2 separate regions of the Homo sapiens genome follow, and region 1 is linked to region 2. Evidence: read pairs that join two places in POLR2A ChIA-PET (ENCODE). Cell type or tissue: HepG2. All regions are shown on one strand. Each heading gives the region's core, and the rest is flanking DNA. Links, peaks and the distances in the headings are about the cores only.

Region 1 (9,700 bases), core at 1,132-9,131, 92 kb after region 2:
GAGGGACCCCAGTGTCACAACCCTTCTTGGCTTATGGTAAGAGATGGATAAATCCTCACCTTTAGGATGCTGAGAGGGACTTTCACTATTATTATCAAAGCTAAGAAAAATATTTATCCAGGCCCACCCTCTCTAAAGAGAACCGCTCACAACTGGGCCAAACTCCATCCTCCAGGGCCCGCACACCCTGTTGCCATCAACCATACCCCTGTCCACCCTCTCCCAGCCTAGTAGATGTGGTGGTGAATGGGAAGGGAGAGTTTTCATAGTACAGTGTGCCTTGATGGTAAGTTTTTTCACAGAGATGATTCCTCTCTTCTTACTACAAAGGCCATACCTACTGAGGCTGCTAGAGACAGAAAAAAATCAGACTGAACCAGAGTGAGCCCCAAAATGCCTGTTCCTCCCCAACAAACAAGGGTTGTGCATAAAGAGATTTCCATCCTTAACTTCATTTCTGCCACACTCCCTCCAGGGCAGGGAGGGGACGGCTCATGGCAAAGGCACAAACCCTTGCTTGCAACTGTGCAGGGAAGAGACCTCCAGGAGTTCTATCTACTCTGAGTTGAGGAGCTAACACTAATTACTGGCCCTTCTGCTCATGTTCCCCAAACTGACACATATCATGATGGTCTACAGGTAGTATAAGACTCTTCATAAGCACTAAAGAAAGAGCACATGTATGCAGGTCAATTTTTATATCAAGTATAAATAAAAAGCATAAATATACATACATAAGTTGATTATCTTCATCTGACCACTTTCCAAATGTGTTCATTAATGAAGCCTACTGAAATACTAAAGGAGCCAAGTATACACTCAACAATAACAAAGGATTCATCTTCAAAATGAATTTTCAAATTTGGCTTCGTGGCGTCCCAAATTCTGAACATGCCTTGAACCTGTCACCAGCCCTGGGCTGTGACCACTCTGATGTGCAGATTTTTACAGGCATGGGAACTAAGAAATGATCCTGGGTCAATGATGTGCATTTCATTACCTGCACCCTCACTGGCTCGGCCTTCCTGAGAGGGCTCCTGCTGGCCCTGGTGACTAAGAGGCTGCTCCTCCAGCCCTACAGTCAGCAGTGTTGCCATTGTGTCCGCCTCACTTCCTCCCCTCTTGCAAATGATCACCAGGTACCCAGGCCCCACAGTTTTCACTTGTTCTATTATTTACTCCTGTTCCTTCAGAACCCATCAGCACATTGACAGTTCAGCAGCTAGCAAACTATTCATCCCAAGTCCACAATGCAGCACATTTTCTTCTCTTTAAAATTTTTTTGAAACATCTGCTTTTGTTTCCATGGTAATCATAGGGGTATTTTTTTCTTAATAGAACTTTGAACTGCTTTTAAATTCTGAATGAATACTGCTTTGCATTTAACAAACCAGAATCAGTTCAAAATGACTGCAAAAAACCTTCCTAGTCAAGCTTAAACGAGACAAGCATGTTAACAAACAAGATGGCAGAAACAAAAATGTTGACTCATTGCTGCTAACCCCATCTGTAGGTGATGAGCAGGACTGATGAAGATTTCAATAAAGTATAATTTGTTTATATATTAAATTTTTAAAGTTGAAAGTAAATAGACAAGTTTCTGTATTTGAACCACAATGTTTGCAGTGGAAATAAAGAATAATTTAATCTTTATGCCAGATCTCGAAGGTAGTCCTTACAGACTCACTATATACAGATACAAAAGCTACAAAATAACACAAAGTTTCTTATCAAGAAGATAGGCAGAGCAAATGAAGCTCTAACCAAAACAGGAAAAGTTTTCAGACATAAAATTAACATATTCAGTTGTTAAACTTGTTGATTGGAAGAGATCATGACTATATAATTAAGGATGTTCAATTAAGGCCATTTGACATATAGAACTGGAAAAAAGGTGCAAAGTCTGACCTGAAGATGTAGATCTGGGAATTATCCATGTAAATTTGGTGATAAGACCATGAATGGGAACTAAATCTTGGGAAACACAGAGCTGGGCAGAGGAATAAGAGCTGCTACCAAGGACATCAGTAAAAATAGTCAAGAGAAGCAGAGAAATGAGATACCAGTGAGGTCAAGGCAAGAAGACAAGTAGAAGGGGTCAGCAACTTTGCAAGACTTTTTCTCATTTGATCCCACATGTACTGAATGCCAAGCATGGTATATAAAAGTGTACCTATATCTATACCTATATCTTTACCTATCTATCTAGGGAATATAGAGGGAATATGAATGACATCACAGCAGCTGCCTTGGAGCCCTGGAGCCTGAAGACATTTGAGATGGATACACCTAAGGAGAGGAGGAGAAGGTGGCAGGCAGATTTGAAAAAAATGTGGATTACCATTAAAAAAGGATTTGTAAGCAATTTCAGAAATATAATCTCCAAGCCTCAGGAATTATTTTACCCTTACTTTTTAAGAACTGGTATTATTATACTCATAATGAGAGTCATAAATTATGAACAAGAAGAAGGTTGGTTATTATTATTTGTTTAGTATTACCAGCCTTTTCAATTCCACACAAGAGGGTAACAGAAACAAAGCTGTGAGGATACCTTGCAGTTTGAACATTTCTGGGAATTTGCATTTAACAAGGAAAGATCATCACTGTAAATATATTTTCAATTTGTAACAGCTGAGACTCATAAATGGAGATTATATGACACATAACAAGTGACAGGTTATCAGCATGTGTTGGCAAGAGCCCTTTGGCTATTAAAAGATAATTAAAACTCACTATAATCTTCCAGCTGCTTCATTTAGTCATTTTGTTTTATATGAATGTGATAAGGCTCTGATGCATTTTAAATGGACAGCTCCCCTTTATCAGCTTCTTGGGTTAAGCCAGTGAGAGTCCCCTCATTTGCAAATCTCCTTCTAGCTACACAATTTACACAAAGCATCTTCCTCTGGCTTGATCGTCAATGATTCTGGTTGCCATGGAGAATTGGGGGTCATCTTTTATCTGGCGTAGTTAAAGCAAGCAATTGCCCACCCATATTATGTGATTGGAGTGAATGCTTCCATAACCATTTTCCTAAAAAAATAGATGTGCTAGAGAGCAGTTGTTCTATGTTCTCAATAGAAGAAGAGCAAAAAAGAACAGGTTTCAACTGGATTTCGATTCAACTTAGAAATAGTTTAATGGCTATGAAGACCAGAAACACACAAGACACCATGCAATCGTCAATGCTGGAGATTAGGAAGAAAGAAAAAAAAAAAAGAGTGGCCTTTTCAGTGTGTATTGTTTGCACGCTCTCTAGCTGGAAGGCACGCAGATGGATTACAAAACATTTCAGGCTATTTCTAAATGCAGAGTAGTGGAATATTTCCGAGAACCATTCTTGCAATTATTTTCAATTAAATCTTTATGTGTAGTTTTTCTTACACAAGGACTTAATAGAGCCACAAACCCTTTTATGGTCAGGCTGATTTGGAGAAGGATAACAGGGATCAGTGCAATGGAATTCTGCAATGCATGCTCAACTCTGGAGCCACAGTGACCTATCTAGGCCTTTGCTTCCATACAGAAAACAAGGTTTCTCCTTAATTTGCTCTTCCTAGAACAGACCATGCTCTCTCACTGTGCTTGACTACAGCACATGAGATCTTTCTCCTATAAGTGTCTTTCTGTTCTTCAAGTGTTGTGCCATACTGTTGGAAAACAACATCTTTCTGTTCTATCTTTGCTGGGCTGTCTCTTTCAAAAGTCAACAGGAACATTGCCTAATCTTGGAAGCCTTCCCTAAGCATTTAGTATGGATTCTGGAGCTCCCCTTGGATCCTGCACTAATGCCTACCCTTGTACTTCTGTCCTGTACTATCATTACCTCTCTACCTCCCTCCCTTCCTCCCCTGCCCCCACTAGAATGGAAGCTCCTGGAGGGTGGGGCCCACATCTTGTCTTGCCCAGCATCTAACAGTTGCTGAATAAATGTTGAATGAATAAATGCAGGAATGGATGAGAAAAATTATCTTTTGAGAAACAAACTTGTGAGATTGTTACAGTCCTTGTTTTCATAGGGACTGACAGTATCTTCTTTCTGAGATTTTGGTAGAAATTAAAAATTAATAGAGAAGCATATATCAGTAAGGAGGATATTGGGCAAGAATGTGCACAGGAATAAAAAGGACCTCTTCAAAATGGGACTCTCAGCAATGCCTCCACTCTTAAACTTCACACTGGCTTTGGTGTCAGTTCCCATGATCTGATGCAATCTCAACCCTGGGTAGAGGATGCTTCCTTTCTTTTGACATTGCCAGACTCCATCACATCTACATAGTTGTCATGCAAAGAGAGCACTGAAAGTGGTTTGTGCATTCTTATTAGGTCTCAAAAGATCAAGAGCAAAGGAATCCTCTGTTTATGGTTCAGTTGGGCCTAGGAAATCGCCAAAAAGTGACAATACGCTTGCTTGAGTTTAAAAATCATTACCAATATTCCAAATTTAACCTGAACTGAAAGCAAATTAAAAGCTCAACTTATATCTATTTATGCAGGCACTTCCTAGGCAATGATGACCTTCCATATTAATATGGTTTGGCTGTATCCCTACCCAAATCTCATCTTGAACTGTAGCTCCTATAATTCCCACATGTCATGGGAGGGACCTGCTACTCAGGAAGCTAAGGCAGGATAATGCTCGAACTCAGGAGGTGGAAGTTGCAGTGAGCCGAGATCGTGCCACTGCACTCCAGCCTGGGTAAGAAAGTGAGATTCCATCTCCAAAAAAAAAAAAAAAAAAAAAAATTAGACAGTTAAAATATCTCCTATAATTACCTCATAACAATCCTTTGAGGTGGGAAGGATTAGTCTAATTTCTACAAAGAACCTGAGGCAGCATGGGGTTAGATAACTGGTCCATGGTCAAACATCTAGGCCTGGTGGAGCCTGGGTTTTAACCCAGGTCTTTCTAACTTTCCAGCTAGTGTTCTTCATGATTACATCACAGTACCTCCCACATAGTTAAAACATACAAAGGATTTCAAATATTCATTTGCCATAGATTCAAAACCTTATCGTAGCATCTTTCGCACTTATTTGCAATGAAAGAGAAAGGGGTGGATTTCCAGCTGGTGGTCTGGGAGCTGTGCTCGCTGCAGCTCACAGTGGGCAGCCATTGCCAACGCTGCTTCAACAGTGGAGGCAGGTCTATTTCTGTTTCATCTTACTGCCCTCTACATTTTACGGGGGAGGTCATCAAATCTGAAGCCCCAGGAAGTGTAAACATCCACTTTTGTCTGTTACTGTGAACAAAGGTTCAAAATTGTGACTTCAAAGCATGGCAGACACTTTCCTAAGACAGAGCCTGGACACTGTCCAAGCTCAGGGCTCACTCAGCCCTTTGAACAGCTGTTACCCAATCCGTTCATTCAGAGCCTTTCATGTACATGTTTTGTACATCAACTAATATCTAGATATTGCGACTTCTTTTATCTACATTTGAAACCAAAATTTACCTTACCAAAACATTTACATAAAAGAATTCATAAGTTTGACTTTGAAACTCTCTGTAGTGTAATATCTTAATAAACAGGATTTTTTTCCCTTGAAAACGTAAGTGTTTCTGAATAAATGGAGAATCAGAATTTTCAGGAAATCTGATAAGTTCAAGAAGAGTTAACACTTATTCCTCTGAACTCCTAAGCCACGTCCTTCCCGTCTTCATTAGAGGGCATTCCTGGTGTAATTATTTAGATTCATGCCTGTCTTCTCTCCAAGTCCCTATAGGGCAATAACTATGATCTAGTCATCTCTCAATTTACAATCTTCAAAGAAGACTCTGGTACACAGAAGACATTTAAGAGACATTTGTTAAAAGATTGAACAAAGGAATGAATTCATTTGTATCTATCTAGGGATCCTTATTTTTATTTAGCTCAATGGTTCTCATCTGCAGGGATTTTTGCTCCCCTGAGAACACAGGGCAATGTCTGGAGACATGTTTGGTTTTCACAACTTGTGGGTTAGATCTCTTCTGGTATCCAGAGGTAAAAACTATGGATGCCTCTTAGCATCCCACAATGCATAGGACAGTCCCCACAAAAAACAATTACCTGGCCCCCAAATGTCGATAGTGGGGAGATTGAGAACCCCAATTTAGATAGAGAGTAACTACAAAAATTCCATACACAGACAAGAGATCTCAGAAATAAGCCAGCGCTCCTTTTAGAGAAAATGCAGTGGCACCCACTCATATCATTTATAGAAACTATTTCACGGAAACATAAACCAAATTGGAGATCCCAGGTGGTCATTTTCATCTCACAGCTCATTTTTGTTCTCCCGGCATAAGCCTCAACTAGATAACATCTTTGGACTTTCAGAGGTCAGCATTTATATGCTGACCCCATAGCCCAGAATAACCCAAAGAACGAGACTTTCATTCAATAACAGTGGCATTATTTTTTATTGTGGGTCATGGCTCATAATACGCAATTCAGCTAAAAGGGAAAGATACAAAACATTTGAGATGACTGGCAGGAGAAAACTCTAAAAATTCTCCAGCACAAAAGGGGATTAAAATGTCACAGGAAATTTTTTTCTTGAAAATGGAAGGGCTTATGAATGCTTCATTCTTTCCAGAACAGTTAAAACACTGTATGCACGGGTTGCTTGGGTTCGGAAGGCAGGGCAGCCCATTCCTTTTGTTCTGTTGCTCAACCCTAGAAGGCTTTCCCTGGTGAACTCGGGCCCACGAGCAGTGAGAAGTTAGGAGGAGGAAGATGCTTCATCTAAATGAACAATCTGGATTGTGTTCATCCTCCCTCTTAGAAGTGAAGAGAGACTGCCTTAAGCTGAGAAGCAAAACAGACTAAGCGGGCAAAGCCAAGTCTTTCACTGGAGATAACATTTGCCTGATATTTTAACTGTCATCTATTACCTGAAGACTCATTTATCCAAGGCCGAATGAAGCCAGCTCTTGCACTGACATGGAATTCAAAGTGATGAATAGGTCTATCAGCAAGGATGACTCACAGTGAGACATTCTGCATCAGGTGGCATGAATCAGGTGTCAATGGGAAGCTGGGCCCCGTCTGCCTGCCTCGGTCCTGCCTCTGCTAGAGGCTCCGTCCTGTTACTCTCCAGCCACCAGCCAGTGGGGGGACCTCGCACAGAGGTGGCAGCCCTGTGCTGCAGCTGCACTTTTCAGCCTGCCTGTTAGATATGATGGGGGCTCTAAGGGGATAATGAGTGTTTCTTTCCTGACAATCTGCAGATGATTCGAACTTTCTGGGGTTTAAATTAATTTCCTGTTTGGCATGTTTGCAGGAGGAGAAAACAATTATCTCCAAAATTACAAGTAATTAGCTGTTTGCTTATTGTTGTGGGATAAGATCTTACTTCCCTCCCACACCACACCCAGAACCCCCCCCCCCACACACACACACAACACACACACACACACACACACACACACCCTGTACTCTAGTTTTTCAGTTGTTATTTACAAGTCTCGATCTGGGAGGTTAGAGTCCAGTTCCCACCCAGGCCTTACCGAAATCTTCACTCTGCTCATGTAAGCCCTGCCCCTGGATCCTAATGAGTAAAGAAAACTGCAGGAGCACAATGTCCATCCCAGTGACTTCTGCTTATTAGATGGGTGTGGTGGATGCCCAGAATTCCAGGAAAGCAAGAATACCCACTCCCCACTCCAAGTCCTCTCTCTACAGGCAGGTGGCAAGGCCAGCTCAAGTACCATAGGAAATAAAGACATGAGACCGAAGATCTCAAGATGAGAGTCTACATTCTGGCTCATCACTTACTAGTCGTAGAATCTTAAGCAAGTCACTCAGCTTCTCTGAACCCCAGTTTCCTCATTTTATTAGAAGGATTATAAAACCCCCTGTAAAGTAGCGTTTCTCAACAGTGGCACTATTTTGGGCCACATAATTCTTTGGTGTGGGGGAGCATCCTGTACATTACAGGAAGTTCAGCAGCATCACTGGCCTCTGCCCACTAGATGCCAGCAGCACCCACCCCCTAGTTGTGATCATCAACAGTATCTCCAGATATTACCAAATGTTCCCTGGAGGGCAAAATTGTACCTGCTTGCAAGCCTCTGCTGTAAAGGAGCCCCCTCTCCTTTAAATGTTTAATAAAACATCACCCAGAAACTTTAATTCTACCTCCCAAGGATTCAGGAGCAGCAAAGTAAACAGCTACAAATGAAATGAGAGAACTTTTGGTGGAAAACCAGGTTTGGGATAAAATTGAGTACCAATTGGCCTTGCTTAGAGATTCTGGATTTTGTTTTAATCTTGGGAAGGGAGTGGGAGTATGTTCTTCTTTCCTGTTTCACGGGGTTTGTAGGGGCTTAAATGAGCCTAATGTATTTGAAACTGCACAGAATGATGCCTGCAACTATTCACACAGTCACAACCAAAGAATTGGTGCAATGCAGCTGGCATACATGGAATGTCACCCGAGCACTCTCTTCATGTTGGGGACAAAAGAACATCGCGTGATGATTCTAGTTGGAGCATTCAGTCAAATGAATCAGTTAGGTGCCAGCCACATGCCAGAAAAAATGACAGGAACCCAGCATTACTGAATGTGTCAAACATATATTTTTTTAATCTACAAATTATTTGACACTCCTCCGATTGAATAATGGGTCTGCTCTTCTTGAACCTGAGCAGACCTTTATGGCTATGTTGACTAATAGAATACAGAAAAAGTGAAGAGGCAACTTCCAAGACTAGATCATAAAAAGTCACACACCTTGCCTTGCTCACTCTTGGGATGCAGTCTCCATGTGGGGAAGAAGGAAGCCTGGGCAACCACATGGACACATGTAGATGCACCAGCTGCCAGTCTCACTGAGGTCCTGACCGAGAGGCAGCATCCACTGCCAGTCATGCAAGTGCCCAAGGCTTCGGATGTTCCTGGAGCCCAGTCACTGAGCCAGGCATAGCCCGCAGGTCTTGCCAGCCTATGTCACAGTCATCAAAGAACAGAGACAAGCCATTTCCACCGTGTCTTTTCCAAACTCCTGACCCACAGAATCCATGAGCATAATAACATGGTTGTTTAATACCACTAAGTTTGGGACAGTTTGTTACATAGCAACAGTCATGGATCACACTTCCATGGAGCTCAACCACTAATTGCCCAAACAATGTGCTCCCTGAGGAACTTGGGTCCTGTTGGTTTAGCTCAGCTGGTGGTAATGTCAGAAACAGCCAGGGAATGAGTCTGCCATTGGCATGGAGAGGCAATTAGGGTCACGTATTTCATCAGCAGAGTCTAGAGGTCTTTCTTGACACATAGAAGGGTTGCAGAGGTTATGACCTCTTCCATGCCACCCATGAACAGAATGGCTTGATCAGCAGGAAAGAGAGAATTGCATTGACATATAAATACGGGACAAGAACACTAAGTGGGAGCCTTCAAAGAAGAAGGCTCCTTTGAGAAGCCTGGAAACTTCCGGAGCTGGTTACTGGGTCAGGAGCAGCCTATTCTAGAGAACAACCTGGCATTGACTCAGAGGCTGGGCAGTGGCCTCTAGTTCTTGCATGCTGGGAGAAGTTACGGGAATGGGTGTGACCATGACCTGCCAAGCAGAGAGTCTTTGCTGACTCAACATAACCTCTGCCCATCTTGACCCCTAGAGACAACCCGTCTTGATGAAGAGAAATAAAAGTGGCCTGGATTTGAGGGAAATAGTGAAACATTGCTTTCCAAACAGGAGTCAAGA
Region 2 (9,700 bases), core at 776-8,775:
TCATTTGAACCCAGGAGGTAAAGCTTGCAGTGAACTGAGATTGCACCACTGTGCTCCAGCCTGGGCGACAGAGCAAGACTCTGTCTCAAAAAAAAAAAAAAAAATATATATATATATATATAAAACATATATATATAACATATATATATATAAAACATATATATATAACATATATATAAAACATATATATATATAACATATATATAAAACATATATATAACATATATAAAACATATATATATAACATATATATATAACATATATATATGTTATACCTCAACTTAATGAAAACATTTCAAAAATTCAATGGGAAAAAATAATATATAATTTTTCAAATATTAAAAAAAGCCAACTAGCAAAAAAATATGTGGTTAAAACTGAGAGATAAAACTCAGGACGAAGTGCTGGCTACATGGCTCTGAGTGGAGTGAATGCTTATGAGGAGGAATCTGCTCCTGCTTGCTGTGTACCTTAGACATGCAGAAGAGGAAACACTGTCTTTCCAATTCATTACCTTTACAGAATCACAACCAAATCATCCATTCACTTCATAAGCTCTCATAAATGTCATTTTGAGTTTGTTTGTTTTCTCGTCCAAATAACTTAGTCCTGTCATTTATGATTTGAGGAGTTCTTTGCTCTTCCACCCATGTAAGCAAGCCCATAGTATTATTTTCTTGAACATTCAGAGATCATTTCTTAACACAAACCTATTTTCTCTTCATATAGAAAACACAGAGTGACTGGTTTGTGACACAAAAATATATTATGTATATACGTGTCTGAAGATTCAGCAAGCCTAGGATTAGGTAATTTACACACTATTTAATGTGCGTTGATCGCTCCTGTCTTCATAAGTTTTGCTAATCATTACTTTCCCTTTAAACTACTACCTTATTTATGTCAAATGCAGAATATACTAGAAAGAACATTGGATTTAGCATTAGGAATACTGGGTTTTAAGGTCATTTTGGCCCTAAACTAGCTGTATGGCCTTGGTAAAATGACTCATCTCCCATAACTAATCCTTATCTTCAGCTCTGACCTCTCTTCAGGGCTTTAATTATGAAACTTCAAATTCCTACAGACACACCACCTCTCAGGCAGCATTTAATTCTTCAGGAATATAGCTTTTCCTGGATCTTTTATTATTACCCAAATTATAATTGTTATTTGCTCAGGTATTCACACCTCATTTCTTCAACTGAGTTTCTTCAACAAGATAATACGTTGTTTTAAGGGGAAGAAATTATCCATATATACATCTTTGTCTCCTTACACTATCTATCACAAACTAATAGCTTAAATAGGCCAGTTTGGTGCTACAATTACTTGAGTTCATACACACGAGTTTGAGGAGATAATCACTTGACTTTGCAAAAAATACAGCCAAGTTTGACACACTCGTAGTTTTTCAGAGCCTTCCCTCACCACACATGCTGAGCCTGCTCATGCTTCTTCCCTCTACTGACCCATCCACACCCCCAATCACTGTCTACATCCCCATGTTGTTTTAGCTTGACCATAGCATTTATACTCTCTGAAATAAACTTTCCCCCTCCTTCTTTCTTTTTCTCACTCTCACTCTCTCTCTCTTCTTTCTCTGTCATTTTCCTAATCTAGTGTCCAAAGGCCCCTGCTAGGATTTAAGCTCCATGAAAACACAAACTGATCATGCTCATTAACAGTAGTACATTTAGAACCTGCACCTGGGTCAGGCACATGGTAGGCACTCAGTGAATACTTGCCGAATAGCTGAGCTCGCCCTTCAGTATAGTGATGCCTGTTGCAGACTGAACAGTGGAAAGAAACAAAAATACTTCACATGGTTTACCTGCAAAGAGGTTCTACAAGGTCCTTTTCAAGAAAATCATGATCATTCTTGACAGCCACAATGTTGATGGGAAATTGTGAATCTGAGAGAGAAAGACAAAGAAGTTGATGTACTTTGTTTTATCTGAATGAGCACCAACATATTCAGACCTTCAAGGTCTGTAAAAGCCACTGATTTTAATAGCAGTGACTGCCCATCATCATTGTTGGGAATGTTTAAGAGAGCAAAAAATTGCTATCACTGTAAATGCTTTTAGGAGTACAATATAAGTGCGAAATATGAGGATAGTCAAGTGCTTGACCTTGGATAGGATTGAACACTAAGTGCCTGCATTTTTCTAGCTCATCCTTATTACAGTCTTAGGTGGATGTGGCCTCAGAGAAGAGCTTTTGTGCTTTCACCATCCACCTAACACGTAGGTCACTGGCGTCTATCTTGATGGTTTCACGAAATACTTAATTTGGCAGATTTTTTTCCTTCAAAAAGGAAATTTCCAAAAATACCCAAAGTTCTATCATCTGAAATTTTTTTTAGTAGCAAAATCTTTATCACTCTGGAGTATCAGCAAAATACTCAAATTGATTCTATCCAAAAAGAATAATTCGAACACTACTTCCCTCCAACAGACAATTCATGCCAGCTTTGAAGGTCACAGGCAATATTTAGAACATGGTGTGAATTCTGGGTACCTCGTTCATGGAGGTAGCAATCTGCAGCTCATTGGAATAGAGGACATAGCCAAATGTAACCATGCTGGGTCACTATCATTGACTTGCCACTTTTTCCTTTATCTCATCTTGTATTTTGTGCTGTCTACACCTTGCCAGTCATGATAAATCTAAGGGTATCTAAATTTTAGCATGAGTTGGAAACAGACATAATTCCCCTTCTGGTGAAAAAAAATCATGTGAGTGACTTACAGATGGTTCCAGAGTGAAGCTGTCTTGCTCGGCTAGTGAGGGAGGGAGGGAGACACTTGTGATTTTTTTTCATGGAAGGCTGCCTCTTGCCAGCTGTGCTCCTTCCTAGGGTCTGGTTTGAGGCTCCTCTCTCCTCCTGGGCTCTGGCACTCTCTTCCTTGGCCTGTCCCTTTGGGCTCATGGTAGTGACAGCTGTGCCACTACAAGCCCTGGGCTCTTGCACTGTGCACCGTTCCTCGTGGCCACCCCCTGTCCTGCCTGCACCTTTGCAATGAGCACTGTTAGAAACAAATCCTCTGTAAATGGCCTTGAGCCTGCCACCTGCTCATTGTTGGGGTCCTGACTAGTTCATTACTAGATAAGGACAATCCGAGAAGAAGTTAAAAGCTTTGGTTATAACTTTAGATATAAGGGACATGAGTATGTCTATTAACTGTCAATTAAAGAATCAATGAAAAGGCTGGGTGGTGGCTCACGCCTGTAATCTCAGCACTTAGGGAGGCCGAGGTGGGAAAGTCACTTGAGGTCAGGAGTTCGAGACCAGCCTGACCCACGTGGTGAAACCCTGTCTCTACTAAAAATACAAAAATTGGCCAGGTGTGGTGGTGCCCGCCTGTAATCTCAACTACTTGGGAGGCTGAGGCAGGAAATTGCTTGAACCCAGGAGGCGGAGGTTGCAGCGAGTGGAGATTGTACCACTGCACTCCAGCCTGGGTGGCAGAGCCAGACTCTATCTCAAAAAAAAACAAAAAAAAAACCAAAAAAAAATCAATGAAAGGAAGTGTAATGCTAGCAATAAGACACCTTACCTAAAACTCGGAAGAATAACATCTGATTCATGTTATATCTTGACATTTTTCATATAAAGTAAACAGAATTAAACAGAAATTTCAGGATAATTAATTTTGTGACTTCTAGGAAGTTTTTTAACAGTGAGTTCATTGTGATTTCAAGAAAAGTGAGAGTAGTAAAGGAAAAACAAGGAGAAAAAGAAGGAAGTGCAGAAAAGCTGCTGATGGCAGAATGCTGGAAGGAAAACGTCGAGTTGGGGTTTGCGGTAAAGAGATGGGAATTAGTAGTGGGAAGCAGAAAGTAAAGTGGGCCTGGGAAGTGATATTCATTTCTAAATTGGTATCAGGATAACCCCTGGGCATAGCAAAAAGGCCGAGGGAAAAAGAAAGCGAAGCAAAATGGGCGAGAAAAAAAAATCTGGAAGTCAAAACACACCACAGGATACGTGTGGTTCATTTTGGATTTATTCTCTGTGTAAGAGCGAAGCGAAGGGCTGACGTACCCTCATATAACTGAGCGTATTGCGGGAACCCGGCAGCACGGAGCCAGTCACATGCTTCTTTTGCCTCAATTTCTGAAAAACACAAGAGAGATAAAATTGTGAGTCCCACAGCCGCACCCTAGTACTCTGCCTTCTTAATCATGGAGACACTGGTGAGCTTTGTGCAAGTTATTACAAAGCAAAATTGTTCCAGGTAAGTCTGCATAAGTAGGCTTACCCGGGAGTGGGTGGAAAACGAGCGGGTAATACAAAGGTCCTTGTTATGTGTCTGCTAAGATAATCTTCAATGTAGATCCATAAGTATGTGGATAATAACAAAACCACAGATCATAGAAGACAAAGGCTGAATTTCAGGCAGGGAAAAATGTCTTATTTATACACCAGGGAACCAGGGCACTAGGGGAAAAGAGGGCATTCTTCTTTACAATTCTTTTTTTTTTTAATGGAATTTTTTTTTTAAGTTCCAAAGATTAGGCTAAAAATGTTTATTCAACATTCCTTCATTCTTTCACTCTTGGGATAACTTTAAGAAAGACTACAACTAGATTGCCTATGAAAATGTATTTTCTCATGAAAAAAAGCTAAAATCCAGTGTATTATTGTTTTAAAAATTTCACTAATAGCCTTAATTCCCCATGCATTATAACAAAATGTTCATTAATCAAGCACATTGGAATGATTTCAAGCTGTAGAGTGCGGCATAGAAGAGGAAAGTTGATTATTTGGAATTGAGACTTGAGTTTGATGAGCCTGCCAGAACCTCTGAGGGCCAAGCCCAAGAGGTTGATATGTCCCTTGGGTGACCATTTTTGGTGTGGATGCACCAACAGCCCACCGGACCACCTGCCTGGGGAAGCTGTGGAGTGAGATAGGAGGAGTCTACAGTATGTGAACCAGGTCACTTTTTGACCTTGTGAATCCTGGATCATTTCCCAACCACAACTCTGTTAGACAAATATGAATCCAAGGGGAAAGAAGTTCATCTGTTGAAAGTCCAGTCTCTCCAAACAAAATTAAACAGCCTATTATCACAAGTCTTTACCAAGGCCCTTTCCTCCGCTGTTAGGATGGGTCCCTGTCAGGTCATTGTATTTCCATTTACTATGATGCTAATTTTTCCCCATAGCCAAAGCTGGAGTGTACAGGGCGTTCTTGGGATCACTGCACAGAAATGATCTACACTAACATCACCCTGGGCCTGCGATTGTACCTCAACATTGAAAGCTCAGTGTCTGTGCAGTAAGATGTTTGATGTGCCAGAGCTATTTGGTATATGTTAGGAAAATAGACCAAAGGCCAGATCTTACTCAGGCATCACCAGGAAGAGCAAAACCCTACCGCCTAGTTCCACAGATCTGGTTAAATCTAGATTGAACTTTGTCATTAAATCCAAGGAAACAGAGCCTGTGGTGGCTCCTGCCCCGGAACGCCTGCCTCTTCTGTCATCCCCTAATCTACTGTTACTCCAGGGACTGATGATTTCAAAAGCTTGAGATTTGTCTCTTGTGTGAGGGTTTTCCACTTAAGTGTGACCAGCATGTTCCTACCATGTACCCATTCCTGCCATGGACACATGGTTCAGAAACATCCAGGGAACCAAGCTGGAAAGAAAAGCTATTGAAAGCATTTCTATCAGAAAAGGAGTCTCTGAGTTCCACAACTGCTGTTCAAAACACAGCTTAGCTGAATTGTGCTGCCTGGGCTAACTTGGGCTTTCCTCTGGGAAGGTACAAAAGGCAATTATTGCATTGCTCAAAAGTTCTATTTAGTACCCAGTTGAGAGTCTGTATTTGAAGGTTCCTACTTTGATAACCACACAAGTATTTCAGAGGAAATAGGAAAACATACATTCCATCTGTAACGTGTGGAAAATGTGGTGAGTTGCTCCTGAGTCATGGATAAAGTGCTGCCTAATAGATTTTCAAGCTCAGATTTGCTTCCCGCTCCCATATAATACAGCGGATAGTAACGAGAAAACACCTAATTTCTAGACATGCTCTAAACCTAATTATGAGTCAGCAAGTCTTGGAGAGAAGCACAGAATATTATATTTTCTCTTGGCATTACATGAATCCTATGCCTTTTTCTGTTTTATTATTACCTTTACTACAATGAAAATGTAGTGTTCAGCAAGACAGTCCCAGAGAGCCAGGCCATGAAGAACAAATGGGGAAGACCCACAAGACAGGGGCTCTGCAGCCTAGAAAGCTCAAAGACAGAGAGTGGGAAGTGACCTATGAAAGAGTTCGCACCCCTCCAGCCCAGGGAATGTGGTGAGCTCAGATCCTGAAGATGAAAAGGATAACATGGTGGAGAAGAAGTGGGCAGCCAGGAATCCTTCTAGAAAACTCCCTTTGGAACATCACGTGTTTTCACTAATTTGTGGGATCTAAAAATCAAAATAATTGAACTCATGGACATAGAGATTAGAAGGATGGTTACCAGAGGCTGAGGAGGGTAGTGGGGGCTGGAGGAGAGGTGGGGATCATTAATGGGTACAAAAAAAAATTAGAAAGAATGAATAAGACCTACTATTTGATAGCACAACAGGGTAACTACAGTCAATAACAACTTATTTGTACATTTTTAAATAACTAAAAGAGTATAATTGGATTGTTTGTAACACAAAGAATAAATGCCCGAGGGGATGAATACCCTATTCTCCATGATGTAATGAGTTCATATTGCACACCTGTATCAAAATATCTCATGTACCCCATAAATATATACATACGCTTACTATGTCCCCACAAAAATGAAAAATTTAAAAATTTTGAAAACAACACTCCTTTTGGAACTTAAAATTCTGGTTGGACAGTGCAATGGGGCTGAAGCTAGCCAGGGAAATTTTATTTAAAAGGCTCCTCAGATAATAGCTGCATTTCATTTTTTATGACAGCAACATGGATAACGAACTGAAATCCTATTCAGATACATACATGAATAACCAAATTTTAACCAGAACCCAGATAAATCAATCATTCAAATAAGATGATTTTTTTTGTTTGCTTTAATGGGCAGGCACTTAAACTTTTAGACCTCAGGCTTAAATGACAACAAAACTGCAATGAGTAAATATCATAAATTAGAAGCAGCCCTGTCCTAGCCATGGCAGGTGACTCCTCGTGTAGCATCATTTCCTATACCCAACTTGCCATTCTATTTGCCCAAATGTCTCTCAAACACACACCCTCATTTCATATTCCCCCACCCTAGCTGCAGTCCCAACATCTTGATACCTCAATTTAAGGACAAAGCCAACTCTCATTTACCAGCTAGTGACAAAACAAGCAAAATAATCTGGCATAATTAACCCCTATCAAATCTGAGTTTGCCCATCCAATTGAGGGGGGAAGGGTAAAAAAGTCTTACAATTTTTATTAATTCTTCATGGCCCCTACTAATACCAATCAGCCAAATACTAATGCTTTTCCCCAGGCCCTTCCACTGGCCAAAATGACTGGAGAACTAAAAAGGAATCATTATTGCCAGTGCCATCATTTCACAAAGATCTACCTAATGAGATTTAAATGACATTTGAGGAGAAAAGTGTGAAAAACTCTTTTTTATTGTTCTCTTGCTAGCCAGCATAATATTATGTAAAAGCATTAAGAGCTATTAAAATCACATTTTGACAGTTTTATTTGTTCTCCATTTGCTACCCTTACCCACCCCTGTAGCAGCTCCAGGGCTGCAAGGCAAAGCCTCAGCTCACTGTAGCTGTCTCATGGAAAACCTGAGTGTGGAGTGAAACCAGAGAGTGGACCTGGACAGAAGGGCCCACCAATCTCTACGGAGGTTACTGTGCTGCTTTGCTGGTGAAAATCCAATCCATTCAGCTTGGTATTATGAAAAGATTTCTATGTAATTTTTGTAACTATTCTATGTAATAATTATTTCATTTTGCTCTCTGGCAGGTATCTATTTTTGTCTGTCCAACATCCTTCCCTACGTATTCTGATAACGGAACCTCTTTCTGCAAGGAGCCTCTTCTACATGGTTTATGTAGGGCTGACGCCTCTTGCCTCCAAGCACACTCCCTAGCCCTATCACCACCACCCACATAAGGTGACCTGATTCTTAAGAGCACCCCATCCCTGTTAGTCTAAGGAGACCAATAGTCATTTGGGGGCTGAAATCAACTGGTTGAAAAGGGAGATATCCAGTGTTTCCACTGGTAGCCTGGTCTAGCAAACATTTTCACTGTTTTACTCAGTAAGTTCAGTGGTTGGTGTGGTGCTACCCGTGCTATTCAGCCATATATCTGCGATTCCACTTAAGGCAAAGTCACTGGCTTTGCCTCAGTTGCCTTACACATGCTTTGAGCATGATGTGACCACTATCCTCAGACAGACCCAGCAGAGGGAAGCTCTTGCTAGCACCTGGGGAGGCACCCACTACCATGGGCATGAGAACAAAGGCACCGTGGAAACAAACCATGGCCGATGTGGGTTTTCACATGAACATATTATCATGTTTCTTAATTATACATGCCCAGTGTTGAAAACTTCCTAATAGAGAAAGTCACAATGAATGAAAAAAGTCAACTCTTGCCCCATTATGAACACCTAACTTTATATATGTTATCTGTCAAAACAGTACTATGCTAATATCTTTGGTTGACTGCTTTTTTCACTTAAGAATACATTGCGAATATTTTCTTATATAATGATCTTATTTGTAAAAAAAATGGGAAATTTACTTTGTTTCGAGAATGATGCTTATTTTTTAAATATTTGATTTTTGAATACTGCCAATTGCATTTCCCTGTAGGAAGATTATAACATCAAGGTAGCCAAGAGAAAAGAGTTCAATAGGACCTCACCAGTGTAGACTGACGGTGGAGAAGGCTGGAAGTCTATGGGAGTTAAAAGAGATTTACAAGCTGTTTCTTTAATGTAGTCTCTTAGCTACAGACAGTCTGTGGACAAGGCTCTGTAGGACCTCAGGCAAGTCAGGAAACATAGTGAGCACAGCAAATTTGCTGCCCAGGTTTGCAGGCCTCATCTCACATTACAACCTCATTGTATTTTTAAGCTGGTGTGTCTAGCGTGCTTCTAGCATGCTTGGGAACAGTGTGTTCTCTTGGCTAAGCATTTTAAGTATGTACATTTTGTTTTACGTTTTTCTCAGCATAGCAAATACTTTTTCAATAGCTCACTGAAAGGTATTGGGTATCCTTTCTAAATGACCAAAAATTCAAATGAGGCCCAAATTAAAATTTATTATTATCAGACATGTAGCTGGCTAGAAAGAATCTGTTCTATTGTGGAAAGTTTATGAAATCATTACATACGAGCACATGTATTTATGTTGTTCCTACAAATCTCCTTGAATTTCTATGGACAAACTGGCTCCAATTTAAATAGGTCTTCTTTTTTAAATGTTCGTTAAAAGTACTTAAGAGAAGTAAGGAAAAGAAAGAGTGTGATCGTCATGGGATTTAAGAAAAAGTAGGCTTGAGTAGAGTGTTTTGTCTTTTCCTTTAAACTGGCCTATTTGGTGGGCACCCTGTTTCTAAAAGACTACGGGTACCAGCATAGCAGGATGACTCAGCCACCACAAGATGCCTGCAGTGGATGAAATTATCACTATTAAAGTATATCAAAGGTGTTAACATTTCAACGGGCTTGTGGTTGCTGGCTTAGGATA

Evidence for each region. Peaks named below come from ENCODE experiments on the same cell type or tissue, not always from the same donor. Only the 100,000 strongest peaks of a DNase experiment are listed, where the experiment ranks them.
Region 1: POLR2A ChIA-PET joins it to region 2 with 10 read pairs; 3 of 35 experiments call an interaction of 5 or more read pairs at or near these places.

Annotation. Positions count from the first base shown.
Region 1 is chr13:33,255,271-33,264,970 of GRCh38, forward strand. The region is part of intron 1 of STARD13 (StAR related lipid transfer domain containing 13); the gene reads right to left. Among named protein-coding and RNA genes, the nearest start is that of STARD13-AS, 17 kb to the right of the region's middle. RefSeq lists an enhancer at 5,116-5,616. In HepG2, for the core only: a CTCF peak has its summit at 7,117; DNase peaks (open chromatin) are centred at 3,641, 5,251, 6,621, 6,981 and 1 weaker place; H3K4me3 peaks cover 818 bases.
Region 2 is chr13:33,163,503-33,173,202 of GRCh38, forward strand. STARD13 (StAR related lipid transfer domain containing 13) reads right to left here. Exons shown (of 14, transcript NM_178006.4): 2 at 4,049-4,120; 3 at 1,835-1,916. Among named protein-coding and RNA genes, the nearest start is that of STARD13-AS, 110 kb to the right of the region's middle. In HepG2, for the core only: no CTCF peak of the experiment used is centred there; DNase peaks (open chromatin) are centred at 1,029, 4,299, 5,029 and 5,729; H3K4me3 peaks cover 559 bases.